2 separate regions of the Mus musculus genome follow, and region 2 is linked to region 1. Evidence: chromatin loops called from intact Hi-C (ENCODE). Cell type or tissue: heart. All regions are shown on one strand.

The links. Peaks named below come from ENCODE experiments on the same cell type or tissue, not always from the same donor. Only the 100,000 strongest peaks of a DNase experiment are listed, where the experiment ranks them.
Region 2: it touches region 1 in a loop (2.9-fold over the local background); 8 of 42 quality-filtered maps call a loop at or near these places.

The regions. Positions count from the first base shown.
Region 1 is chr9:50,599,115-50,607,114 of GRCm38, forward strand. It overlaps Sdhd (succinate dehydrogenase complex, subunit D, integral membrane protein), which reads right to left and starts at 4,735. Exons shown (of 4, transcript NM_025848.3): 1 at 4,624-4,735; 2 at 1,434-1,550. The coding sequence starts at 4,675. It overlaps Timm8b (translocase of inner mitochondrial membrane 8B), which reads left to right and starts at 4,787. Exons shown (of 2, transcript NM_013897.2): 1 at 4,787-4,925; 2 at 5,819-6,206. The coding sequence starts at 4,842. The coding sequence ends at 5,986. It overlaps Nkapd1 (NKAP domain containing 1), which reads right to left. Exons shown (of 6, transcript NM_212449.2): 6 at 6,126-8,000. In heart, a CTCF peak has its summit at 4,898 (motif pointing right); a DNase peak (open chromatin) is centred at 4,697; H3K4me3 peaks cover 3,930 bases; H3K27ac peaks cover 2,471 bases.
Region 2 is chr9:50,654,695-50,662,694 of GRCm38, forward strand. Dlat (dihydrolipoamide S-acetyltransferase (E2 component of pyruvate dehydrogenase complex)) reads right to left here and starts at 5,086. Exons shown (of 14, transcript NM_145614.4): 1 at 4,497-5,086; 2 at 3,994-4,095; 3 at 3,471-3,595; 4 at 3,151-3,304. The coding sequence starts at 4,772. In heart, no CTCF peak of the experiment used is centred here; DNase peaks (open chromatin) are centred at 4,927 and 5,917; H3K4me3 peaks cover 3,100 bases; H3K27ac peaks cover 2,279 bases.

The DNA.
Region 1 (8,000 bases):
TTTTTTACTTCAGTGGCAAGAGGTATCTTATGAATGTAATTTAGCAATCCCTGATGTGACCCCTTTAAAATAATAATACTATTATTATTTTAGGGGGGAAATGTGATATGTTTTAAAAACAGTTCAACCAGAGTGAAAGGAGCAAAGGCCTACGGCTACTTTTTAAGGTTACAGTCCTTCTGTCTCTTTACAACCCAGTGCCACACAAATGAAACATGAAGACGGCTCTTCCACAAGCCAAACCAGCACAGGCTCTAAGCCTCATTTCTAAGAGGCTATGAACTTCTGCACAAACCTCACAAAACGATGGAGGCCCTACCCAGAACAGGCACATACAGAAAATCTATACATACTACTTCAGTGGACTTTCTTCAGCCCCATGCACTCCAGAACAAGTCTGATAAATCTAGCAAAGGAATCCAGAAACAAAAACTGGTCAAAAACAGAAAGGGTTTAATAGGCAGAAAAGCCCTCCAGCTAGACTCACTCATCAGTTAAGTGGCTGCCTTAAGAACCACAGAGGACTGAAAGCAGAAGATAAAAAATAAAAATGAAGACTCTTTACAAATCTCAGCAGCCAGGCATGAAGGCCGGTAATCACGGCACCAAGAGGCTGAGGCAGGAGGACTGCAGTCTGGAATACATGGTGAGTTCTGGGACAGCTACAGTAAGACCCTATCTCAAAAAAATTAACAAAATGACAATTCAAAACCATGATTTCAGGAAGATCACTGCAAGTTTGAGGCTACCCTGGACTACAAAGCAATTTTCAGACCAGTCAAGACAAAAAAAAAATTTCTCCCTCCAGACTTTAATAAAAATACAGTTAGCTCATTAGTCATGTTTAGAATGTCTACTGTGAATAGCCACACAGTATTTACCTACAAAATCCCATATGGTTTTAATCAACCTAAAAACAAAAACAAAAAAACCCTCAGCTATAAATCCAGGATTCAGTCACAAAATTAGATGTTCTGCACAATTCACTCCTTTCCACTGGCTAAACAAACAGCAGTACCTAAGCCGCACTGAACAGACTTCTACAGAGTTGTTTTCTTGACAATAATGTAACACATTTTGAAGAGTTGGGCCAGAAGGTTCTCTGTGAATATAAATGGTATTTCTCGACTCTGTTTGCACTCTGTGTGCAAAGGTTTGTAAACTGGGTCTTTATTTAGCTAGCAGACAATGAGCGTCCTCCTGAGAAGACATCAAGACCCCCCAAGTATATTATTAGCTCAGGTAAAGATAGCCAAAGCCCCAAGACAGTAGCAGTGCACAACTTCTTTAACTCCCTTCCAGGGAATCCAACACCCTCTTCTGGACCCTGTGCATCAGAAATGCAAGTGCACAGATAGACATGCAGGCAAAACACCAACACGCTTAGAATAATAAATAGAACTCCTGACAAAGCTGAGGCAGAGAGGACATACAGTGGTGGCTTGGTGACAGGTGAATGTGCTGGGTACCACACCGTCCTTGGGTAGGCTGGTCCTGGAGAAATGCTGACACATAAGCGGGTCTGACCACCCGGCTTCGGAGTAGGAGAGCTGAGGGAAGAAAGACAGGGCTCGTAAGTGCTTCCTAACGGGACCATGAGCAGGCATGACAATGAATACATTTTTACTTTAAAGGATGTATTTTAATATGCACGAGTGTCTTACCGACATGTAATATCTGCGTACCATGTGCATGCCTGGTATCTGCAACATCCTTCTTTATAACTAGAGTTATATCTGCCCTAGACCTGGAGTTATAGTTATAGCCACTATGTGTGTTCTGGGAAGAGAACCCAGGTTCTCTGGAAAAGCAATAAGTGCTCTTAACCTAAGAGCCATCTTTCCATCCCAAACTTTATTTAAAAAAAAAAAAAAAAATCTGTACTGGGGACGTAGCTCAGTTGCTTGCCAAGCATTCATGGGGTTTATTTCCAACACTGACCACATACACGCAGGCACTGGAGAGGCAGGAGCAGAAACTCAAGGTCAGCCTCACCTACCTATGGGGTCTGAGATCAGCATGGGGTCACATGAGACCCTGTCTCAAAAATAAGCAAGGAAAATCTGCAGACTCCTACATAGAAGCTACATAACTAAAAGGCCTCACTTTCTCTACTTAAAACCTGGCGGTTCTTACGTTTACTCGCCGAGTTATCGCATTCTAACTGCATGAAGTCTGTGCTTGGCAACACAGCAAGAAACATAAGGACAAAAAAGTCTTTGCCCTCAAGATACACAATTTAGTTCAGAAAATTAACCTAGTGTCCTCTTTCTTTTCAAGACCAAATTTCATCTGCACCCTTGGAGCCTTCCTTCCTGTTTCCCTTTGGATCTTGCCTCTTGGTGAAGACAGACTGATGTTCACCCAGCCACATCAGAGATTAGCCATGGGATGATAAGCAGCTAATTTAAATAGCTGTAGAAAAGTGTTCTAGTTTGCTTTCTGTTACTATGTAAATACCATGACCAAAATCAACTTAGGGGAACAAAGTGTTTACTTCAGCTTCCGATTCTAGCTCACTGTCCAGCGTTGAGGGAAACCAGGGCAAGCAATCAAGTAGAAACTGAAGTGGAAACCACAGGGGAGCGGTGCTTACTGGCCTGCTCCATGGCTCACGCTCACTAGCCTTATTATTCAGCCCGGGCACAACTGTCTACAATAGATAGTGCTACCCACAGGGGCCTGGGCCCTTCCACATCAGTCAAGAAACTCACTCACAGACATGGCCAAGGGCTAATCCACTGGAAGCGATTCTTCAGTTAAGTTCCCTCTTTCCAACTGACTAAGTTGCATCAAGTAGGCAAAAACTAGCCAACACAGTCAACAACTGCATTTACTTCCTAACACTGCTAAAAACTAGACAAAGTAAACAAAGGTTTAATGAGCTCCCAGAATGCTAACTGCATACATACACAAATAGATAATTTAATATTTTCTCTCCTGTCTTTATTTATTTATTTATTTATTTTGAAGGCATGCATGGTAGAGTTGGAGGGGTGGAAGGTGGTTATAGGGTTTCACTGTTTGCTCTGGCTGGCCTGGAACTCTCTATGCAGACCAGGCTAGCTTCTAACTCAGAGAGTTGCCTTGCTCTTTGTCCCTTGCCCCATGACCTTGAACCTTTTGACCCTCCCATTTCCAGCACCAAGCACTAGAATCACCAGCCTGTGAAAGCAGGCCTGAGCTCGTTCTAGTCTTGCTTCTGTTAAGTGTGGCCTAAGCCATCTGCCACTTCCCAACTGTTCAGCTGTGGAACTGTTTTTCATACACCTCATGTCTGTTCCAACTAGTCATGATCGAATAACTCCACGCAGCTAATTCAAGTAATAACCAATAGCCAGCCAGGTAGTTCCCTCTATAAATCACCAAATCCTACTGACACAGCTCCTTAACACTTCCTGAGACTGCCTTCTTCTCCCTTTCCCTTCCAAGCTCAGGACTTCACCTGCCTGGCTGCCGCAGCGTGCTTATCTCATCTATCTCATCTCCATGACTTGGGTCGGAACCTCCTCTATCTCCACCAAGGTCATCCATCTACTACACTGTTACTAACCTAAGTCTAGGCTGAGGCTGAGGCTTGTATAGTCTGGCAACAGGGCACACGCTCAGCAAGCATGAGATGCTGGGCTCAAAAGGGAAAGATTGTGAGGGCAGGTGGTGCACCCCAGCTACTCTGGAGGCTGAGACAGGACAAGTTCCAGGGCAGCCTAAGCAACAACAGTAACAGCAAAAATAAACCAAGATTGTAAACCTATCAAACCTTTCGATCTTACTCCCAACCTGGGCAACAGAGAGACTGTATTTTCAAAAGAGAATAAAGTAAGTCCTGTGGCTTAGTTCCATTTTGCCTTTCTAGATTACACTTTGACTTTCACAGATATTACTGTATTTGTTCCATTTTATCGCACCCTGTGCATCTTTATAGCCCCTCACTTTGGTTTTTGCTGCTCTCGGTTACTATAGGATGTAATTCCCTGCAGAGCCAAGGCAGGTTAGTCCTTTCAAAGCAAGTACCCCAAACGTTCTCTGCACTCAATAATGTCTACATAACACAACAGGTTTTGCTTTACTTTGCCTGTAGCCCCCACACAAGAAGTTCTTCGAGGGTTGAAACTGTTTAATTCGTGTTTATATACTAGCCTCTTAGGCGCCTGGTATAGGTAAAATGCCTGGTTAAAATGATTATCGAAGCCCTGAGTGAGGGTGCACGGTTTTTATGGCAGCCCTCGGGAGCAGTCACGGGGCTCCCGGCAAGCTCTAGGTTAGTCTTGTCTACATGGCTAGATCGAGGAAGACAGCACTACACAGCAAGCCACTCAGAACAAATTATCAAACGGACTCCTTCCATCCACACTCAAATAGGAGTTTGTTTTCATATTAGCCCGGGGTCACAACCACAGTGCAGAAGCGGAAAGTACGAGCTGGGGACACCAGCCAGCACGTAAACACTTGGGCCTTTAGGCTATAGCGGTCAACGTTGCGTCCGCATAGGTGGTGCCTCGAGGGCACAAGAGCAAGTTCCCTCCTCTCAAGACGTCCCACCACCCAGCGGGCGAGCTCTAACTCCTTCCTCTCCCCTGCTTCAGCCTGCAGCAAGAACCTTTGATGGCCAAGACACCTCACCTCGAGCTCCTTGGCCACTGCAGAGAACGCCCAGCTTTAAGAGAACCGCCATGTCGCTTTCGAGGGCTCAAGGTCACTCTACAACCCGGAAACAGTTATGTAGTAAGTCCCGCCCCGCGTAAAAGAACGGTGAGGCAACCTGAAGCGTGAACCGGAAGGCAGGAGACGGTGCGCTGCCACCGCGCGTGCGCACCCCAGCGAAGCGCCTGACTCCGACAATGGCCGAGCTTGGTGAAGCGGACGAAGCGGAGTTACAACGCCTGGTGGCCGCCGAACAGCAGAAGGCGCAATTCACTGCGCAGGTACGAGGATGAGGAAGGAACAGGGGAAGGAGGGTGAGGCGCAGATCCCGGGCACTCACGGAGCTCTGGACACTGCGGCACAGCGGCCCCACTCGATCCGGGCTGCGCCTCCCGCCCCAGTGATCTACAGTGCTCAGTGCCCGGGAGGCAAGCGCTGCGTGGGAGGAAAGGGTTCGAAAACAGCGGAAAGGTTTGGGCCACAGGAGCATGCGGTTATTAGCTGGTCGCTGGTCGGGAATGGCACTCGGAATCTCTGGGTTCCGACCTTGGAGCACAGGTGCCTGGAGACAAGACACCCGTCCTCACCATGAGATCTGGGTTCGTTGTTGCCCGCTGCCTCTGCATTGGATAATGTGATGATGTATTTGTAAATGGTGATCATTATTAGAGAAAGATGAGCCCTGCAGCTATCAGTGTTGACTCATTTGGTGTGGGACAGCGTATTTCCTACTAGGGTTTTAACCGTTCAATCAAGATAACCTTGGAAGTACTGATAGCTATCAAGAACCGACAGGTTAATGTCCTGACTTCCTCTGATTTAATAGTACTGCTAGTTGCTTTGAGAATTGTGAAAGTATGAATCGTTGGTTTGAAGACAGGGTTTCTCTGTTAGCCTGGCTGTCTTGCAACTCCCTCTGTAGACCAGGCTGGCCTTAACTCTGAGATCCACCTGCCTCTGACTCCCAAGTGCTGGGATTAAAGACCTGCCCCATCATCTCTCTGCAAAAGAATGAGTTCTAATGAGAATTTACTGATCTGGGGCTGTTACTGGTGACAAAGTAAAGAAAGAGTAGTCCTGAAGTGATCCTACAATATGCTATTAAATATCACAGAATGATGAACTAAGATATCTCATACCCTAATGACTAAAAAAGGTTTTTCTCTGCCCTTAGGTGCATCACTTCATGGAACTATGTTGGGATAAGTGTGTGGAGAAGCCAGGAAGTCGGCTAGACTCCCGCACTGAAAACTGCCTCTCTAGCTGTGTGGATCGCTTCATTGACACTACTCTTGCCATCACCGGTCGGTTTGCCCAGATCGTACAGAAAGGAGGGCAGTAGGCCATACCTTAGAATGACAGAAGACCAAAAGACTTGTTACCAAGCAGATTGAATGGCCAGTGGTGAAAGACCTGCCAACCTGTCAGGTTAGCGTCAGGCAGTTACAAAGTCTGTTGGTGTTAAAAAGTAACAGAGCAAATGTTCAAAAGTGAAATTTTATTTATGGGAATTCAGTAATTCCAACTTGTATCACACCAGTTAATAAATGTGAAGTCTCCAATTCTTGTTCTTCTAAATCCCAATTTAGGATTCAACATAATCATCTCTCAGGAACACTAATACATGTTCCAGAGCTGATCGTGGAAATGGGAGAGACAGGTTTTCAAAAGTAGTCCTAAACCACTGTTAAGGGGATTAGAGGAACCATCAAAGCCTTAGCCTAAGGCATGGATTAGAACAGAAACAATTTTATTGCTTATGTGACCAAGAAAAGATAGAACAGTGCGGGGTGGTGGGGCAGGGGTGTTAAATCAGGCAAAATGTGCTTTCCCTGGAGAAAAGATATGTCTGTTGTATGGGAGGAAGGTAAGGTCAAAACTCAAACTTGGAAGTGCCTTATTCTGCAGGACAATCTTCCCGAGTCTGTGCTTAGAATCAGTACATTTGTAGCACAAAACTGCATTAAGAATGCATGCCCAAAACTACTTCCAACAAAGATATCACTTGCTTCTAGAAGGTTATGAGGTAGTAACTAGACTCTCCCTCCACTAGACCCAAGGAAAAGAATATATCATGGAATATTGGCATTTGAGTACTAAAATCATTAGTGTTTCAGTACCCCAAAAGGCTCATGGAATATTGGCATTTGAGTACTAAAATCATTAGTGTTTCAGTACCCCAAAAGGCGGCACCTGCTCATAATCAAGGGATAGGGCACATCTGGCCAACCATATATTTTAAGAACAAGCATTTTATTAGAAATATGTTCCATAAAGAGCACAAATTTAGTTATTACTATAAAATGCCACTTCATGGGATGTCAGCATTATCATATTCTATTGCTGGTGTATGTCATGCTAACCATGAAGTATCTTTGTATTACACATGCAAAGAGTAAGGCCAGGGAGGTTAACCTGCTCTAGAACTCAATCAATTAGTGGCAGAACCATGGCCCACAGTCTTGAGTTTTCATGCATTCGCTCAGTACCAAAGTGACAACCTCAAAAACAAAAACCCTGATAAATGTCACTTTATCTTTCCTCTTAATGAAAAGCCAACTGTTCTACCAGCCACTTTCCAGTGGTATTTTGGTTTCTTTTAATATCAGGATCACAGTATATAGCAGGGGGAAATAATATGTTCTTGATAATCAAAACACAAAGTCAGACTGGGAAGTGGGTATGTCCCTGAGAAGTGTGTTTCATTTTGGAATTGATTCAACTGGTTTCAGGGAAAATCTAAAATCCATTAATAGAATTAGAAATGAACAAGGAAAACAACAGGACTGGGGGTATGGCTCAATGGTAGAGCACTTGCCTAGTATATGCAAGGCCTTCGGTTCAATCCCCAACTCAGCAAAAATAATAATAATAATAATAATAATAATAAAATTTTTTTAAAAAACAGACATTTAGATGGCTGATGCCCTGAATCTCTTTGAAAGCATCATGGCAACATAACTACTTCCTAATTCTTTCCATTTGATAGATAGGACAACCAAACAATTTCAAATACAAGCCCATTTAGGCAGTATACAGCAATGGAACTAGAAAAACATTTACTATCCAGTTACTGTTATGTTTGGGTTATGCTAAATGTAGCTGTAGACCCTGGCCAGCAGGGAGATTAGGCTGAAAACCCTAGGTTCCTTAGCAGTCATCTGTAGAGATTACCATGAAGGGAAAAGGTTTGTTCTTTTAACTATTTCCTCGCTCAGTAAACTGGATGCCTATAGGGCCCAACTGCAGAAGAACCAAAGCACCAAAGCTGAAGGCAGCATGCCTCCTGTATGAATAGCACGGTCTCCTTGTCAAACCATTCTATTTAGCACTACTTCAGTCTTCCTCCTCCATCC
Region 2 (8,000 bases), 56 kb after region 1:
GAGCGTGGCCTCTGTATTTGTCAGGCACTGGCAGAGCCTCTCGGGAGACAGCTATATCAGGCTCCTGTCAGCATGCACTGCTTGGCATCCATAATAGTACCTGAGTTTGGTGACTGTATATGGGATGGATCCCCAGGTGGGGCAGTCTCTGGATGGCCTTTCTTTCAGTCTCTGCTCCACACTTTGTCTCTGCTTTTCCTCCCGTGAATATTTTGTTCCCCCTTCTAAGAAGGACCAAATCATCCACGCCTTGGTCTTCTTTCTTTTTGAGCTTCATGTGGTCTATGAATTGTATCTTTAGTATTCCAAGCTTCTAGGCTAATATCCACTTATCAGTGAGTGCATACCATGTGTATTCCTTTATGATTGGGATGATATTTTCTAGTTCCATCCATTTGCCTAAGAATTTCATGAAGTCATTGTTTTTAATGGCTGAGTAGTACTCCACTGTGTAAATATACCACACTTTCTGTATCCATTCCTCTGTTGAGGAACATCTGGGTTCTTTCTGGCTTCTGGCTATTATAAATAAGGTTGCTATGAACATAGTTGAGCATGTGTCCTAGTTATATGTTGGAATGTTATATGTTGGAGCATCTTCTGGGTAGATGCCCAGGAGTGGCATAGCTGGGTCCTCAGGTAGTACTATATCCAATTTTCTGAGGAACCACCAGACTGATTTCCAGAGTGGTTGTACCAGCTTGCAACCCCACCAGCAATGGAGGAGTGTTCCTCTTTCTCCACATCCTCACCAGCATCTGCTGTCCCCTGAATTTTTGATCTTAGCCATTCTGACTGTGTGAGGTGGATCCTTTTCATTCTTACAGAACGATCTTGGTCTAGACAAACTGCTGAATTTACTGTGTTCTGCAATAAGCATCTTTTCACTCATGAGAAACCATACTTATTTCACACCACACACACACACACACACACACACACACATATATATATACATATATATAAATTAAGGACTAAAGATATGGCTAAGTGATTCAGAACACTTGCTGCTCTTGCATAGGATCTTAGTTTGGTTCCCGATGGGCCAACTCTCAATCACCTGTAACTCTAGCTTTAGTGAATCCAATCCTGTCTCCGGGAATACCAGCATGCACATGTCTACACACACAATTTTTAAAACTGAACATTAAGAGCAATTCTGGGAGCAAAGGATGAGGTTCAGTAGTAGAAGAGTAGCTGACTAGCATGCATGAGGCAGGACTAGAGGGAAAACCCACAAAACTAAATACCATTCTTCAGAGATAGAGGAACAATACATTGTATTTTTTTAAACTGTTAAAAAACAAAAGGCTTTCTGATGTGTGTGTGTGTGTGTGTGTGTGTGTGTGTGTGTGTGTGTGTGATGCATGCACAGGTGTATATAAGTGTGCAGTGGAGAAGCCAGAGGAGGATGTAAGGTATCCTGAGCTATCTCCCTCATTTACTTGAGAGTCTCTCACTGAAGTCAACAACAAGCCTCGCTTTCCAGCTCCCCCTTCTCTGCGCACTCTGGTTATAGAAGACAACTAACTTACTTCCACAATGACCTCTACACATTTAAGTGCACACTAAATGCATGTAAAAACAAATATCTTTATTTTGGACAGGTTTTCTCTGTATAACAGCCCTGGCTATCCTGGAACTCAATTTGTAGACTGAGCTGGCCTCTAACTCAGAGACCTGCATGCCCCTGCTTCCAGAGTGCTGGGATTAAAGGTGTGTGCCACCATGTCTGCAAGACTTAGAAACTCTTTAAAAATTATTTCTTGTTCAGAATTTCTTTTCTTTGTTGCACAATCACCAGTAAAGTATGAATGTGTATGTTTGAGTGTGCATGGGGGGGGGCAGTAGAAAGAGAAATACACTCATTTATTTATCTTTACCATCTCAAAGGATTCTTAGGACCCAATTCTAACACTTAAACACAGAGCAGGATAAAATGGAGAAAAGAGGTCTTATGTAACAAAATAAGGTTGCTGAACTGAAAGAAATCATCATGAAAGCTAAAGACCAGGAAAAATTTCATCATAAGGAATTGTTACCAATAGACTTGGAACGTGATTTCCAGAGAAGAAACTGACTCACCCAGAAAACTTCTTATAAAGTTAAGGAAAGGCCAAATCTTAATCCTTTAGATTTTACTTACTTCCAACATCAAGACCACAGAAAGATAAACAAAGGAAAACTCTAAGATCTAATACTGTGATTAAGTGCACAGGCTTTTGGCGTCTGGGTATGATTTTCTTTGGCTCTTTTTCCCCTGTTTGTTTGGCCCTATTCTAGTTTTGTTTTTTGTTTTTTTTTTAGATGTCTAATAAGAAGAAGGAAAGGGCATGGGTAGGTAGGGAAGCAGGGAGGACCTGGGGTGGGAAGCTGTAATTAGATTGTGTTTAGGAAGAAAAAGCACAAGATGGTTTCCTAGAGCTGATCTAGGTTGGTGGTAATCACATTTATGGCCAACAGCACTGTTAGAATGTTATCCTGTAGACTTATTCCATACTGCTCATTCTTTTTAAATGATTTATTTATATTTTATATGCGTTGGTGTTTTCCCTGTATGCATGTCTTTGTGAGGGTGCTGGGTCCCCTGGAACTGGACTTACAGACAGTGGTGAGCTGCCACGTGGTTGCAGGGAATCAAACCTGAGACCTCTACAAGAGCAGTCAGTGCTCTTACCACTGAGCCAGCTCTCCATCACCATCATACTTATTCTTTATTGTTATTTTTTCACTAATGACTATTACTGGAATACTTCATCTATGCTTAGAAGTAGCCCACTCTAAACCAAAGGAAAACTTCATCTGGGGACTTTCATTCAGCAAATAGCACCTGTTCTCTACTTAAATTCTACTTGCATAGGGGAAAAAGTCATTTCCGAAACCTTTCACATCGTTTGTGAAAGAGAAAAGCCAAGCATTATCCTGTATCCTGGGCTAAAGCCGAGAAAGGTTAAAGAAACTGTCCAGGCTCACACACTTAGAAACAACAAGAATAATTTTCACAGCTAAAATCTCTCAATACGGCTGAATGACAGGCACTTATAGTTAATGACACGTTTTCAGAGTACAATAGCCACCCATAGAGAAAAATGACAATAAAATAATTAATAACAAGTCACCAGGAGCCGGCACTCAGAGGCTGAGTCTTACCTGCATATGAGTAGGATAGGAGCTACCGGGAGCGCTTGCAGAAGGTGCCGCTGGGGCAGCAGCTGGAGCTGGGGCTGCAGCTGGGGCTGCCTGTGGGGCAGCTGCCGCCGCCAAATCCAATGTATAATTTTTAAAGGCCTCAATATCCTGAGGCCTGAAGAAAAAGAATACATAAATATAGAATTTATAAAGCAAATCCAATCCCTAACCTCCCAGCGAGTCCTCACATGTCTTTAACTTCCAATCTGAGTTGAAATGCTTTAAAAGCAACAAATGTTCACAAATTACAAAGATTTTTTTTTCTTTTTGTTTTTACTCACTTTTCAACTGTGATACAGATGATGGACCCAACTGGAACATCTCTGGTCCCTTCAGGAACAAGGATCTTGGCCATATAGCACTCCTCCAGGCTCTCAAACCCAACAGTGGCTTTATCAGTTTCAACCTGTTAGCACAAAAGCACTGGCTTAGGTTTGTACTGCCAAGAGGCAGTTAACTGGAATGTGTCTAGAAATCCATACGAAGATAAAACCCACTACCACAGACTTGAAAGAACGGTTTAAAAACATTTTGGGTAGAAGCTAGGCATTGCTAACATTGTAACATTGGGGGTGGGGGGGGATATCTCTGAGCATTGCAGGCCAGCCAGAGTTACACCGTGATCTCAAAAACAATTTAGCTAGCTGCTGACAACGTAGCTAACCAATCATCTCTAATAAATGGGGAGGTGGGAGGGGAGCTGCTTCTTAAAGAGAAAGAGGAAACTACCTACCAGAAGGCTAAGCTTTAGTCTATTCAGCAAAGCCACTCCCTTAGGTAAAATCTGCGTGTTTTAAGACTTACCTCTGCAATTAGATCACCCTCACTGATTTTTTCCCCTTCTTTTTTTTCCCAGCGGGCTATGGTGCCTGCCTGCATTGTAGGGGAAAGGGAAGGTAATGGAACCTGCAGAAAAAGAAGCATACATTTAAACAGGCATACTTAGCCCTCGGCGTGCTTTCATTCCACCCAAGTTCATGCAGAGTATTTACTGAGTCACATTTCAAACTGTTCACTGGAGATACAAAGGGAGATCTAGCACTCCAGAAATTCATGACTTTCAGAGGCAGGTTGATCCTCCAGTCAGTCTAGTGGATCTGAGAAAGCACGTGAGACTTCTCAGACCTTTTGCCCATAGCCGCAGGCTTAGACCTCTTTCAATAGAAAAGATGCCCACTGGGAAGGTCTTGGGCGAGGGACCGTAATAGATCTGGGAGGGAGCTGGCTGTCGGAGGCCTCTCAAGGAGGATTCCCCACGCCAAGGAGCGGGCTCTGAAGGACAACAGGCTCCAGGGTGGGTCACTCACCTTCTGATGCGGAGGGAGGCTGTAAGAGCGGCGGCTGGGCGACCCCAGGAGTTGTCGCAGCAAGCGGTTACGCGGGACAGTGCCGGAGCCGGAGCTCCAGCCGCACAAGGAGCGGACCCCATAGCGGGGGATCCCACTACCGCAACGGACCGCAGCGGGGCCAATCCGCGGGCTCCCGCATGGGGCCCCGGGGCCTTCCTTCAAGGCCGCCCACCGAGCCCTGAACCCATCCCTGGGCACAGCACTCCGCGCCCTCCGCGCACAGACGCGCCACATTACTGCCACCGACCCCCACGCCCCAAAGGCTCCGCCGTCTCCGGAGTGACCTCTCCAAGAGCAGCGCGGCTCTGCCGTCAGCCGCGCACTGCGGTCGCGCAGTGTCGTAAAAGCGGCTGCTTGGACGGGCGACCGGAACGTAGGGTTTCCGTGCCCCTCTGCGGGGGGGACGCGTCGGAGACACCCGAGAGGGACGGGAGGCTGCCGCTTAGGATCTGCGGTGACGAAGGCGCTGCGAGGCAGTGCGGGGGCGGTGCACGTTTGGGAGAAACGGGAAAGGCCCTAGGAGAGGTGTCGCAGAGGATGGGAAGTACGGACCAGGGCCGCTCTAAGGGACCCGAGAGTCGGACCGGCTGCAGCCTGAGGGCAGGGAGGCGGTGCCAAAGGGAACGACCGCCTTTGCTTTAAGAAAAAGCTGGGGAAAAGAGCCCGGGCTGACAGTAATGCAAAGCTTTAGGTCGATGGGTGCGGGCGCACCTTGGAAAGTTGGAGAAAGGAAAGGCCCTCGAGTGACGGGGGATCAGGGGGTGACCCTTGGCTGCAGAGCCCGCCCCGTGCAGGCTGTCCTAGGTCCCTAACCCACCGGAAACGGGAGCAGCAGGGTTTTCAGCCAAATGATGTGAAGGGCAGCCAAGAGAAAGGTACATTTTCACATTTCCAGTTAGTCACAGAAGACTAATTATATTTCCTCTATAAAGATACTTGTTTGTAAAAAGCAGTTTTATTACCCCCAGATTTCCACCGTATCCTCTTAAATAGCGAAAATATTTTAACACACACACATTCCTTTAATTATAGCATTACGGAGACAGAGGCAGGTGGAACCCTAGATTCCAGGACAGCCTGGTTTAATGCTGTTCATTGCCAGGCCAGCTTGGGCTACATACTGAGATTCTTTTTTTTTTTTTTTTTAAAGAAAGGTTTAAGATACAACTTTGCGAAAGTCGTTGTCGTGCTGTCCCGCAGTTCTGTGAATTCAATAGGAAAACAACAACAGAAACCTTTCTTAAACTATGGAGTAACAATGTGGGGTCAAAAGAAAAAAAATGGCAACAGTGAAAAGCTGCCGAACCCAGCCGCGCCAACCTAGGTTGTTTCTCACTACTGCTGCCTACACTGAATCCTACCGCGTCGCTGCAGCTGTGGCTGTGAGGACACCCGTGCCCTTTGTACTGCCATGCCCTCGGTGTCACACGAGGCCAGCCAACACTGCCTGAAACACCTTGGCACAGATTCCCCGTGTATGGTGTGATTCGCACTGGTTTTACTGTACAAAGTGTTCTGCTCTCACGTGAGCATAATGATTTAATTGCAGAAAGACATTTCCCACAGTTATCCCTTCTATATAAACATTATAGTAGTATAATCTTTAGGTTGAATTGTTATGAGTATTTGGATTTTAAAATTGCCGTGGCTGATTTGAATTTCATAGAAAATCAATCAGTGAATTTTGGTTTGAGATTAGGACTAAATTTTCCAGTAAATGTCTCCCTAGATTTTCCTATTCTATGTATATATATAATATATATATATATATATATATATATATATATATATATATATATATATTAAATTATGACATTATTTTCTGTGTATATGCTAACCAACTCCATCTCTCCAGACCAACACTGAGCTATCTTGCCAGCTCATATGGTACATATTTATCTGAAGCAGCATCCTCAATATTGACAACTATAAATCAACTCTATGTATTGTAGTAACTATTTAAGCGATTTTTTTTTAGACTGACAGCACAGTTCACACGGGTATCTCATTTATAGGACTAAACTATGTGTCCATCCTAAAAGAATGTCTATTGAAAATGGGTATAGACACAATGTAATTTTTTTTCAGTCACAAATAATGGGGTTTGTCATTCACAAAATGGATGCAACTTAATTAAGCAAATTAACTCGGTCTCAGATAAATATTGTATATTTTCCCTCATTTTCTATCCTAGTGTCACTGAGCAGCATCAACACTTGGTGACGTCACCTTTGTATGCTGTGCAGTCACGAACAGACCTTCTGATGCGGTACACACATCAGATTAAAAAAAAAACAAAACTTACTAATGTGTGAGGCAGATGAAGATCTTATGTGCTGTTTCTCCTTGTCTTCTGAATTAGTATAGCAGTAATCCTGCTGAGTGCTTGACTTTCAGTTATTGAGTAATGATTTATGTGCAACATTTATGCAATATGTATCCATTGGATGGGTTATGTAATTAGCCTTATCATTCCTGAACTGAAAGTGACATTAAATTAGGAGGAAGCGTGCTCTGAATGTCTACCAATTCCTCAGTGTACAGATGGTCAGAGAATACCAAGAACACAAGAAGAAATTGGGAGGACAAAAAGTTACAACTGATAGCCAGTATGGTGTACATGACTGTTGTTCTGTTGTTCAAGCACCAGATGGCCACTTTGGGGCTAGCCTGGGCTACCTACATGTACTCTATCTTAAAAAAAAAAAAATCTTAAAATTCTTAGCCCTTGAAAGGCAGAGGCAGATGGATCTCTGTTGAGTTCCAGGCCAGCTAGGTCTACATGGTAAGACCCTGTCTCAAACATAAAGCTGGAAATACATATTCAGAAACCAAATGAAAGAAAACACTCGGAGCTAAAAGTTGAAATATATCAAGCATTGAAATTGGTAACATTAAGTGATAAATGAGGCTGCTTGAATTTGGGAGAGACAGACAGAGCCTTTAAATTGATTTGTGAATTCCTTATTTATTTCTGGGCTGGGGTGATAGTCTATGCCTGTGATTCCAGCTACTGCAGAGGCTGAAGGAAAGTGATTAATTATCTGAATATATCTGTTTAGATAACATGGTGAGATGCTGTCTCAAAAAAATAACTATCTATTTCTGGCTGGGATCCTCGGTGGCTTGGTGGCAGAAATCATGATTAGCATGTGCAGAGTTCAGAATTCAGTTTTAAACACTGCTGAGCTAACTAGGGTTCGATTTTGCATTTGAAGACTAATGTTACAGTTTATACTCATAGGTTCTGATGTGTTTATACATTCACATATGATGTCAAAAGAGTTGAAAATCAACTAATCCTTTTTTACAGTAATCCATCTTGATCTATCTTGTGCTTACATTAGAAATACCTACAGTAAATTATCTCTAGCAATAAAACAATCCTTATCTCCACCCTCCTGATAATGAGCAAACATGCTACCAGGGAGATCACTTGAGGAAATTTACCTTCACTAAATG